2 separate regions of the Homo sapiens genome follow, and region 1 is linked to region 2. A link is an interaction called in ENCODE POLR2A ChIA-PET data of the cell type or tissue named here. Cell type or tissue: A673. All regions are shown on one strand. Each heading gives the region's core, and the rest is flanking DNA. Links, peaks and the distances in the headings are about the cores only.

Region 1 (6,489 bases), core at 1,007-5,006, 1.4 Mb before region 2:
AGAAAGGCCATTCACAATGATACTTCCACTAATGCTAATGAGATGTTAGACACGACAGCTTATAGACTTACAACAGTCCATGGATTGCCCACATAGAAGAGAAAACACAATTCAGTTGATGCTGAACATAAAATGTGCTTGAGGAATTCCCTTATTGAAATTTCAGCCTTTTTTTCATATTATTTTGACATTAAAAAATATACTTTGGGGGCCTCTCTCTAAAAAAAATTCAGGGCTTTTTTTTAGGACCAAAATTAATAAAGATTACTCTCTCAAAATACTGCTGTCATCCTGCCAAGTAAATAAAGTGACTACTCAACCAGAAATTGCACCTTGAGTCCTTAGTCATCACCAATCCAAATTCTGTTAGCTATTACCATTGCTTTGCTTTTTTTTTTTTTTTCTAAGCAAGTCACTCAGCACAAAATATTCTAGAAACATCAGAGTGATACAATATAGTCCTGAGGAGACATGGCAACTAGACAAGTGATTTTTGGGGGAAAAATATGGGTGTGGATTCTCCACCACTAAGGTCCCGGAGTGTGCTGCTTTAGAGATGGAATTCCTGGAAAGATTCCTTTAGCAGAGTTTTAAATTCACCCATCAAAGCAATAGCTGAGATGAATGTCTTGTTGGAAGCAGCTTAGCATTTTACTAACTAGTTCAACTTTTGTAGTCTTCGCACCAGACATTTATAGGTGATTGCTTTCAAGGAGGTAGAAAGCTGCGTACAGGGCACGTTGCTGAGCCTGGCGTCTGGCCCATCTGTGCCAGTTGGCTGAACACCCAGATTATGTAGAATGGGGAGACAGTAAGGTCAGGCTCCTCCTTCCACAAGTAGGTTTGGGCACCAGAGAAATCCATTAATATTTCTCCTTGAAAGAAACAGGCTTGTTAAACACAGAGAAAATGGAGCTGCCCCACATCCCACACTTGCTTTTATGTGTATTTCTAGCAAGTGACCAAAGACCAGTATTTAGGATTCCCACAGAGGACTGACTTTCTTGGTTAAAAAACATCTGCCAGATTTGTTTTTCATGGAGACAGCCACTTCCCGACCCCTGTAATATTCTTTCTGGTAAAAGATTACTGGGGTTAAAAATGAGAGTTTTATTAAATCCTGCCTGTGTCCAGTCAAGCCTTTTAGTTCTACACCACTATCCTTTTCACTTTATTCAAGTAGAGCGAATCTTCAATAGCAATCATTTGAAAACCAAACAGCTGTCTCCTCCAAAATTGCTTTTTTCTTTTCATCATATATCTTTCCCTAATTATTAATGCCACAAACACGTATCAAAGTCCACTCTGTGAAGTGGTTCTCCCAGGCCTGAGGACATCACTGAAGAAGACACTGTCCCCACACTGTCCCCAGCTGATGTTAGTCAAGGGAGGAGACTCTTGCACAAACTGTTTTCACATTTGACTACTACCTTCATCCTGTGTAGATAACTCAGCATCCTACTTCTCATTTTTATTAAAAATGTCTGAGTATGAAAGATATAGTCACTGAAAAAACTAAAAAGTACTGACATATATGAAGGAAATGAGTAAAGTCATGTGTAATCCTGTCATTCAGAGATATTTGTTAAAATGTTGGTGGGTTGTGGGGGAGACTCTTTCCAGAATGTTTTAAAGGTATGTATATACCCAATTATATCTACTATTTTGTAAAGTTTATAGGTGGAGACAAGTGTAAGAGAGAACAAAGAGAGGGAGAGAAACAGAAAAAGAGGAGTGACTAAAGCAAAGAGACAGAGGCAGAGCGGGGAGAGAGACAAGGAGGAAGGGCAATGGCAAGCTGGCAGGGTCCTTAAATCAATTTAGGTCTCCTTCCTCGCCAGGATGATCAGCCAGTCGCAGGGTCACGGGCCCGCCAATTAAAAAACCTTTTATCCTACTGTCCTTTCCAAGCACACTGCATCAATAAGCTAATCCAACCCTGCAGTTACCTCCTGCCCACAAGCCCAAGGCCACTGAAAATTACAGGAGGCCAATTCATAAAAAATGCACTGCTGTTTCCTGACTAGTGGTTTAAAAACATTCTTTTCCAAATTTTTAAATAATTATTTATTTAGCGTTACTTTATGCTTATACCTCAATATCTGATTACCTTGTCAAGTCATCTTCTGTTTTGGCAAAAAAAAAAAAAAAAAAAGCCTGTTCACAACCTGGCAAAAGATTCTGGCTGAGCCCAAGGTCACCACCATAGAGAAGCAGATTGAGGATACTCAAATCTACTAGCCCAAGTGTATTTTTGATTAAAAAATACAACCAAGCCATGTGTCAGAGCCAAGATACCTAAATGCATGGCCTTGTCCAGGCAAAACTGTAAGTGAATTTGTTTTGGACTTCATATGTGGGGGTTTTGATGTTAAGTAGACAATAGCTATGTTCTCATTCTGGTTAGAATAAGAGAGCAAAGTCTTAGGCAATCCTTATCAAGGAGTCCCCTGCCTGCGCTGATAACCACCCGGAAAGCATTCTTCATGTTTCCATCCGAGGACTTGACCACACCAAGTATTTACTCCCAAAGCAGCCAGTGAAACCCTCAAGAGATCTGTCTGGAGATCATCTGGGCAAGTGGGGAAGAGGACAGCAAAAGCATTAGGTTCATTGTCTTCTGCTTGGGAACAGCCACTCCTGGCAAACAGCAGTGACCACTCCAGGGGATGCCCAGCAGCAATGGGAGCCAGCACCACTCCCACCTCTCACAAAGCCCATTGCCACCGAAGAAAATGTGCTCATCTCAACCTCATTTTTGCCTCCTTGTGAGAGTCTTCCAACAGCTAGCCTTTCTGCTAGGCATTAGCAAGGATGAACACAATGAGCTCGTGATTGCCTCTGGGAACACACTACATTCTGTAGTTGTTTTAAAAATCATGAAATAACTCTCAGCCACGACCAACAGTGTCTGTCAGTGGACTGTGTAAGGCACTGGGAGGGCAAGCAATTTTCTCTAAATGCTTCCTGATGATCCATTCTCCGGATCTCCCTTATCTCCTCCCATCTGAAGACAGACTGCCAGCAAAGGCACTCCCTGGCCAGCTTCAGGGCCGGCAGAACGGCATAAATCAGTTTTAGAGCAGTGGTTACAATGAGGGTAAGGAAAGCTACATGCATCTGTCCTCTCTCCACTATCCTAAACCTTGTCATCTTATTATCTGATAACACTGGCATGGCCTTCCAACAGCTTCCCTCTGCCCCGCAGAGGGGCGGCCTTGGAGACCGGGAAGGAGGCAGGCCTGCCCAGCCTGTGGTGGGCAGAAATGGGAATCAGACCACCCACCTACCTACCTAGTGCTTGGAACTCTGAAGCTTTCCCTCCAAAAATGTCACAGGACTGATTGCATGGTAAAAGTTTTGGACTATAGGGGAAAAAACCAGGTAGGTAAGTTCACCGAAGCCCTGAGCAAGAGCCCTTAGGGGTGTGGGTCTGAGCAATTCTGCAGCCCACCTGCTTCCAAAGTGACCCGCTCAGCAACGATCTGTCCGTGGCTCCATCTGCATTGCGGCTCCCTCATGGTCTGGGCTACTCTGGGAGAGGAAGGTGTCACACAGCTAAGGGGAAGGGAACCAGCCCCACTCCTTGAGCTGCATTAATCCCCACGGGGAAAGCAGGTGAGGCCCATCACAGGGGCACAGCAGGCAGTTTACCGGAACGTGCAGGCGGAGGGGTACGCAGCAGTTTTCAATCATAGTTTAAGTCAAATTTACTGAAACCTTACTAATTTTAACTCTTCTGATGCCGCAGCTGACATAATCACGGTCACATGACTCGCAGCTGTAATGTTCTTAAAAAGGAAGCTTCTTCTTCAGGATGATACCAATTAATGCAGGACAGAAAGAACAGCCAGGTCTAGTTCTCCAAGGGGGAATGAGTGGCTTTGGAAATTCTTCCTCTTACCTTGTTTTGTCCTCTTCGGCACGTTCGCTGCTCACATCCAATGCTGCTGCAACGACAAGCAAAAAAACAGAATCATGACAGCCACCTGACACCCGAGGCCCTGCCGCCAGCCTGCTGGGGCCGCCTGAGGTACCAGGGTCCAGGCATTATTTTTCACTCCCTGTGCTCCTGGCAGAGGAGGAAGGGCCTTACCTGCCATTGTTCCACCTGACCGAAGATGAGACTAAACCAGGGGAAATCCTGCTCCCAGGAAAAAGGACTGGGAGAGATGAATAATTAATAATGCCCCAGAACTTGAAGCGGAACGGAAGGTAAGTGTGAGGCCTGGGGTGAATAAAAGAAACACTCAACAGGAAAGGCCACATTTTACCCCTAAGGAAGCTCAGAAAGGGGAGGTTCACGTTCATGTGCTGGGAACTGAGCCTCTCTTTCCAAATGTTAGTTTTGGACTGAGAAAAACCGGGCCGTGGGTTCCAAAAAATCCCAAGGGGACACTTGCTGTTGGGGAAAATGCCCGCTTTGGAGACTAGCCACCCTGGTGCGTGCACCCGGCTTGCCATGCATGCAAGTCGATTCTGAGGTGTCCGTGTTCCTCCCTTTCCTCTGGGTTCTATTCCTAGGAAACTTTCTTCTTCTTTTCGAAATTGTTTACTGTTGTAAGCACGATAACTCAACTAATACCATTCACTGACTCTTATCCATGTATCCTTTTCTCCACAAATATTTGCGAAGCCTCTCTCTATGCCATCTGTGCTAAGATACTAGAACTGAGAAGAAATGTAAGACCCAGAATGTCTCCAGGCTGCCTTGGAGGCCTGTAGTGCTGAATGCCCATGTTTGTGGCCTCCGCATGGCCATCTCCAACCCAGGCCTCTCCCGTGGAGTCAAAACTCACATACCCGACAGCCCACTCATGATCTCCCTCAGACACCTCATGATGTCCAGCAGGCATCTAAATGTAACGGGTCCCAAACCAGGCCCCAAACCTGCTGTTCACAGCCTTGTCTATGGCAACTCTGTGCTTCCTGTGGCTCAGGATTTTCTTGGGATCATTGATGCTTTCTGCATTAGTCAGAGTCTGTTTGAGAACTAGAAATCACACCATTATTCTCACAGAGTTTAATATAAATAATTGTTAACCAGGTATTAGAAGTCTGAAAGGCAAAAGGGGGCCCCGAGGCAGCACAGAGGTTGTAACTGTAGGAAGCAGCCTCCGCCTGGAGGGCTGGGGGAACAGAGAGAAGAGCTGGGCTCATCAAAAGCCTGCAGTCTCAAGGAGGGACCCACAGAGTTAGACCACTGAGGAGGGCACGAGGGCCAGTGGGTGCTGCTACCTCAGAGGGGCCCAGTGAGGCCGCTCCGGGAGTGTGAGGAAAAGCTAGAATTTGGAAATAGCTCCTGTGGTAGTGTTGCTGACAGGGACAGGAAGTCAACACAGCGGAACACGTCTCTTCTCTCTCCCCAGGCTTGTATCTCCCTCTAGCTCTGCTGAACATGGAGCAGGGGCTGGGAAAAATGAAGACTGGTTTGCAGAAACACTGGGTGAGAAGCATAAACTTAAGAACCAGCACTGCCCACGTCTTTGGCTACTGAGGCTCCACACACCTTTCTAAAAACTTTTTCTCTCATGCCCCACCTCCAACCTGCCAACAAATCCTCTGAGTTCTATCTGCAACATATTTTCAGGATTCTACTTATTCTCCCCACTCTGCTGCCACCACTGTGATCTAAACAGCAGGCCTCACTTGGATCACTGCAGTGGCCTCCTCAGGGGTGTCCTTGGCTTCCCTGAGAGTCAGTTCTCCATCCAGAAGCCAACAAGATTGCGTTCATTAATGAGGACTGCTGGAACAAATTACCACAAACTTGAGGGATTAAAACAACGGAAATTTATTCTTTTACAGTTCTGGAGGCCGGAAGTCTGTGATTAAGGTTTTGGTAGGGTTGGTTTCCTCTAGAGGCTGTAGGGGGAAGATCTTAGATGTTCCACACCTCTCTCCTAGCTGCTGGTGGGTGCTGGTGAGCCTTGGAGTCTTTGGTTCTTAGACGCATCGCTCAGGCGTCAGCCTGTGTTTTCCCATTACCTTCTTCTCTGCAGCTGTGTTCACTCCTTATCTCCCACCAGTCACTGGGTTTAGGGCTTACCCTGAACCTAGTATGATCTCATCTTGAGATCCCTAACTTAGTTACATCTGCAAAGACCGTATTTCCAAATAAGGTCACATTCACAGGTACTAGGATATATCTAGTCTTAGACATGGACATATCTAGATTTGGACATATCTTTTAGGGCTTGGTCTTCAACCCCCTGCAGTGATGCTGTTAAAACACAAATCACATCACATCACCCCTCCGCTCAAAATCTTCCAAAGAGTCCCAGCTCATCCTGAGTCCAAACTACACTGCTCCCGAATCTGTCACTTCCCCTTTCTGATTGCCCCTCCTTCTGCTCTCATGTTTCTCACACCCCTGAAACTACTCTGGTCCTCAACACTCCACACACAGGCCAGCCTCGGCCTTTGCACACACTGTCTCTCTACCTGAAACACTGTCCCACTAGTTACTCCTGTGGCCCACTGCCTTGG
Region 2 (4,000 bases), core at 1-4,000:
GGGTCAAGTGCCATGAATAATTCATTACTTAGAGAGACATTCAAGCTCTGTTTCTTCCCTACCTCTTCACAGCAGCTTTAACCTATTTTGTGAAGCAACTGACTTATTTCTCCGATATATTGTAGACTTAATGTATAAGAAAGGGTTCTGATCATTTTTCATGACATGCTGACTTGGCAAATTGTGCTCCTAACATAATGCAGTGTTCTAGGAAAGGGAAGTAATTTAAGGAACTTGTACACAAAGAAAAATTCCTTCAGTGCTTCACGTATCTTCTGAATTCACTGAAGAGACAAGGAGTTTGTTATGAATTTGAGGTTGGGCACCTAATTGACAACACAGTAAACCTGATGAGAAATCCCCAAGGGTGGCTGGGGATGACTCACCAGGTCCCTCATGCAGAATTTAAAATCGTTATGCCAGAACTCTTCCTTGGATGACTGCATGGAAGGGGCAAGATAATTCCCCACCCCCTGCTACTTCTCCTTTGTCCCTCCCTTCCCATGGTCAAATGATACTTGAACATCACCTTGAAGTATTCATTGCTGTATGATGATGTTTTCCCTTCAGTAGCATACAAAAGATAAAATACCCTTATATTTCCATGAGATAAAAACTAGAAAATTTGGTATACTAAAATCTTGATTAATGGAAATACTCTGGTTAACTCAGTGATAACTAGAAATTTTTCCTTATTTTGTTTTGTTCATTTATTATTAGTCAAAAGGTATAATAAAAAGCCACTGAAAAATATTTTACTATTATTTGATGGTTCACAGTCTTGTGCTGCTTCAGATTAACATCAGTTATGACTGCAGAGCACGACAGAATTAGCAGGTAGGAGGCTCGTTTGGAACAGAAGTGACTCAGGGCACTCTCTGGATGTTATTTTGGGAAACAATCCCAAATATTTCCCTATTTAATTAGCATACACCACTAGGTAGCAGAATTACAGCTAACAGACAATTCCATTTCATTAGATGCATTTTGCTATATTTATATATCAATTACAAAGACCATCTAAAAATATTAAGTGATTAAAACAGTACTTCTGTATCTCTCAGAATTTAAAAGCATTTGGAATTGTTTCAGTCTGGTCATTCTTATATGGAATGTATGCAGAATCATTTCTTTGAACATGTTTCCAATGGCCTTTTTGAACAATTTTAATAAATATTTTAATGAGTCCTAGATTCTACATTTCTTCATAACTTCGGAATAACTCACAGATCACAACACAATGTATTAGTCACCAAACAAATCAAATTAAATATTTATTTTGCAATGTCTCTTTAATGCATGGCTGCAGACTGTAGAATATAAAGTAGTCTTAAGACACAACTGTTTGTGAAAATTATAAGTGGGTTTATATGCCGTCCTTTCAAAAAAGTACTTAAGATAGTTACATTGGGTAGCTGCAACTTGCCCTGAGAGACATGGAGCTTGTTACGAATTTGAGGTTGGGCACCTAATTGACAACACAGTAAGCCTGATGAGAAATCCACAGGGTGGCTGGGGATGACTCACCAGGTCCCTCATACAGAATTTAAAATCTTTATGCCAGAACTCTTCCTTGGACGACTGCATGGAAGGGGCAAGATAATTCCCCACCCCCTGCTATTTCTCATTTGTCCTTCCCTTCCCATGCTGCCCTCTCTCTTTGCTTCACTCAGGAGCCAACATACAACACGCAATCATCAAAGCCTCAGACCAGGCTGCTGGTCACAGCTAGCCAGAGTCTGCATTTTAGTAGACCTACTTGTTTTGTGATTTTCTTTAAATACATTTGATGCTTGTATTTCCAATTCACTGACAATCCACTTTATAAACTAAGCATTTCTGTTTTATGACCAGCTGTGGATAAAGGCAGGACTTATTAAACTTACTAAAGGCAGTACTGTTTCCATCTGATCTGTTTCTATCTGATCAAAACAATTCAGTGGCTGGGATGCTCCTGCTTTTGAAAGCTACTAAGTCACTCTTGTCTGTCTTCTTCGACTGGGCCGATTCCGTATCTTAAGGAAAGACGCACATGGGCTGCAAAGTCTCAGTCGTCATTGTGCCAAACTGCAGGGGAAACGCTAAAATTTCATTCTCCATTTAACAAATATTTATTGATGGTTTTTTAGTGCTAGCTGTTCCTGGGCACATAACCTAATCAATATCTACATCCCCAACACCCACACTGTGCCTGATGCACAGCAGGCTCACAGTAACGTGTGATAAGCAGATCGATAAAGAAGAAATGATTCTTTATCTATGAGGAATTTGTGAAGTGTTTGCTCTCTTGCCTGGGAAACAAGACACAAAGATATCAAAAGTTAAATGATAATATATGATAAGACATAGCCCCACAAGGAACAGAAGGATTCTAGGGATGCCAATGATCCTGTGGTTCCGTCTCCTTGGCAACACTGCCATCAGAGGCATGGAAGAGGTTCTGCCAACTAAAGGACACAGCCAGCGTGGCCTGCTCTGATAGCACCACAGAGCCCTGCACTCTGGGATTCTGCAGGGAAGGTTTCTGGGATGGTTCTGGTACTGGTCCACACAGGGAAGAAGGCAAAGGACAGGCACATGGCAGTCCAAGGCTGAGCTTAGGACAGTTGGGAGGAAGCTCAGCATGGATGGGAGTGGAAAGTTGGCAGGAGAGACCCAAGACCAAAGTCAGGGAGGTGATGGGAAGTGAGGATGGAGAGCACTAGCCTGGTATATAACTGTGCTGTATAACAGCCTAAGCAAATAGAAACATAGTTGACGACGGTTCTTCATCTGCTCTAGGACTTTCCATAAAACATCAGTTCTCTCAAGTAAGTGAGATGCCTGGTCAAATACACAATTTTCAAATCTCGGTCCTAGCATGAGACTTTATTACGACACTCAGATATTTTTAAAACAGATGAAATGGTCATACTGAATTTTCTCCCTAGATGGTAAACACATCTTGTAATACCTTGAGCAAACAATCTTTTTATTTTTTCTCTTCCTCCAGCAAAGCCTTCTCTGCAGGGACTGGGAAGGAACACTTAAGACATTAATTCTGTGTAGAGAGCGTTACTAGGACAATGCACCTTTTTTTTTTTTTTTTTTTTTGAGACAGAGTCTCGCTCTGTCGGCCAGGCTGGAGTGCAGTGGCACAATCTTGGCTCACTGCAACCTCCGCATCCCGGGTTCTGGCAATTTTATCCTGCCTCAGCCTCCCGAGTAGCTGGGATTACAGAGGCGTGTGCCACCATGCCCGGCTATTTTTTGTATTTTTAGTAGAGATGGGGTTTCACCATGTTGGCCAGGCCAGTCTCAAACTCCTGACCTCAGGTAGTCTGCCCTCCTCGGCCTCCCAAAGTGCTGGGATTACAGACATGAGCCACTGCGACTGGCCGGCGACAATGCATTTTTTTGTTGATTCAAGTCACAAAAGGAAAAAGCCTACTTAATCGAGAGCATATTCTGTTCTCCCTTCTCAATATTAAGAGTAATTGCCTGAGGTCAGGAGTTCGAGACCAGCCTGGTCAGCCTGGTGAAACCCCATCTCTACTAAAAATACAAAAATTAGCTGGGCGTGGTGGGTGCTTTTAATCCCAGCTACTTGAGAGGCTGAGTCAGGAGAATCACTTGAACCCAGGAGGCAGAGGTTGCAGTGAGCCGAGATCGCGCCATTGCACTCCAGCTTGGGTGACAGAGCAAGACTCCATCTCAAAAAAAAAAAAAAAAAAAAGAGTAGTTGCATTTTTTTTTTCCCCTAACGTGGACAACAGTTTTAAAGACTATTCCAAGTCTGAATGTATTCAGTACTTCACTCCACCCACACTGCCTTATTATTACTCACGAGACTAATGTTTAATGGCTTAGCCAGAGAGTTGGCAAGTCTCTTCTGCAAGAGACCAGAGAGCAAATACTTTAGGCTTTCTGGGCCATAACCCTGTCACAACTACTCAGCCATGCCACTGTAGCATAAAGCAGCCAAAGACAATATTAATAGATGGGCAAGGCTGTGTTCCAA

What was found. Peaks named below come from ENCODE experiments on the same cell type or tissue, not always from the same donor. Only the 100,000 strongest peaks of a DNase experiment are listed, where the experiment ranks them.
Region 1: POLR2A ChIA-PET joins it to region 2 with 5 read pairs; 1 of 35 experiments calls an interaction of 5 or more read pairs at or near these places.

Annotation. Positions count from the first base shown.
Region 1 is chr2:170,139,240-170,145,728 of GRCh38, reverse strand. No RefSeq gene overlaps it. Among named protein-coding and RNA genes, the nearest start is that of MYO3B, 36 kb to the left of the region's middle. In A673, for the core only: no CTCF peak of the experiment used is centred there; a DNase peak (open chromatin) is centred at 2,988; H3K27ac peaks cover 179 bases.
Region 2 is chr2:168,728,103-168,732,102 of GRCh38, reverse strand. The region is part of intron 8 of CERS6 (ceramide synthase 6); the gene reads right to left. Among named protein-coding and RNA genes, the nearest start is that of CERS6-AS1, 56 kb to the left of the region's middle. In A673, for the core only: no CTCF peak of the experiment used is centred there; DNase peaks (open chromatin) are centred at 362 and 1,512.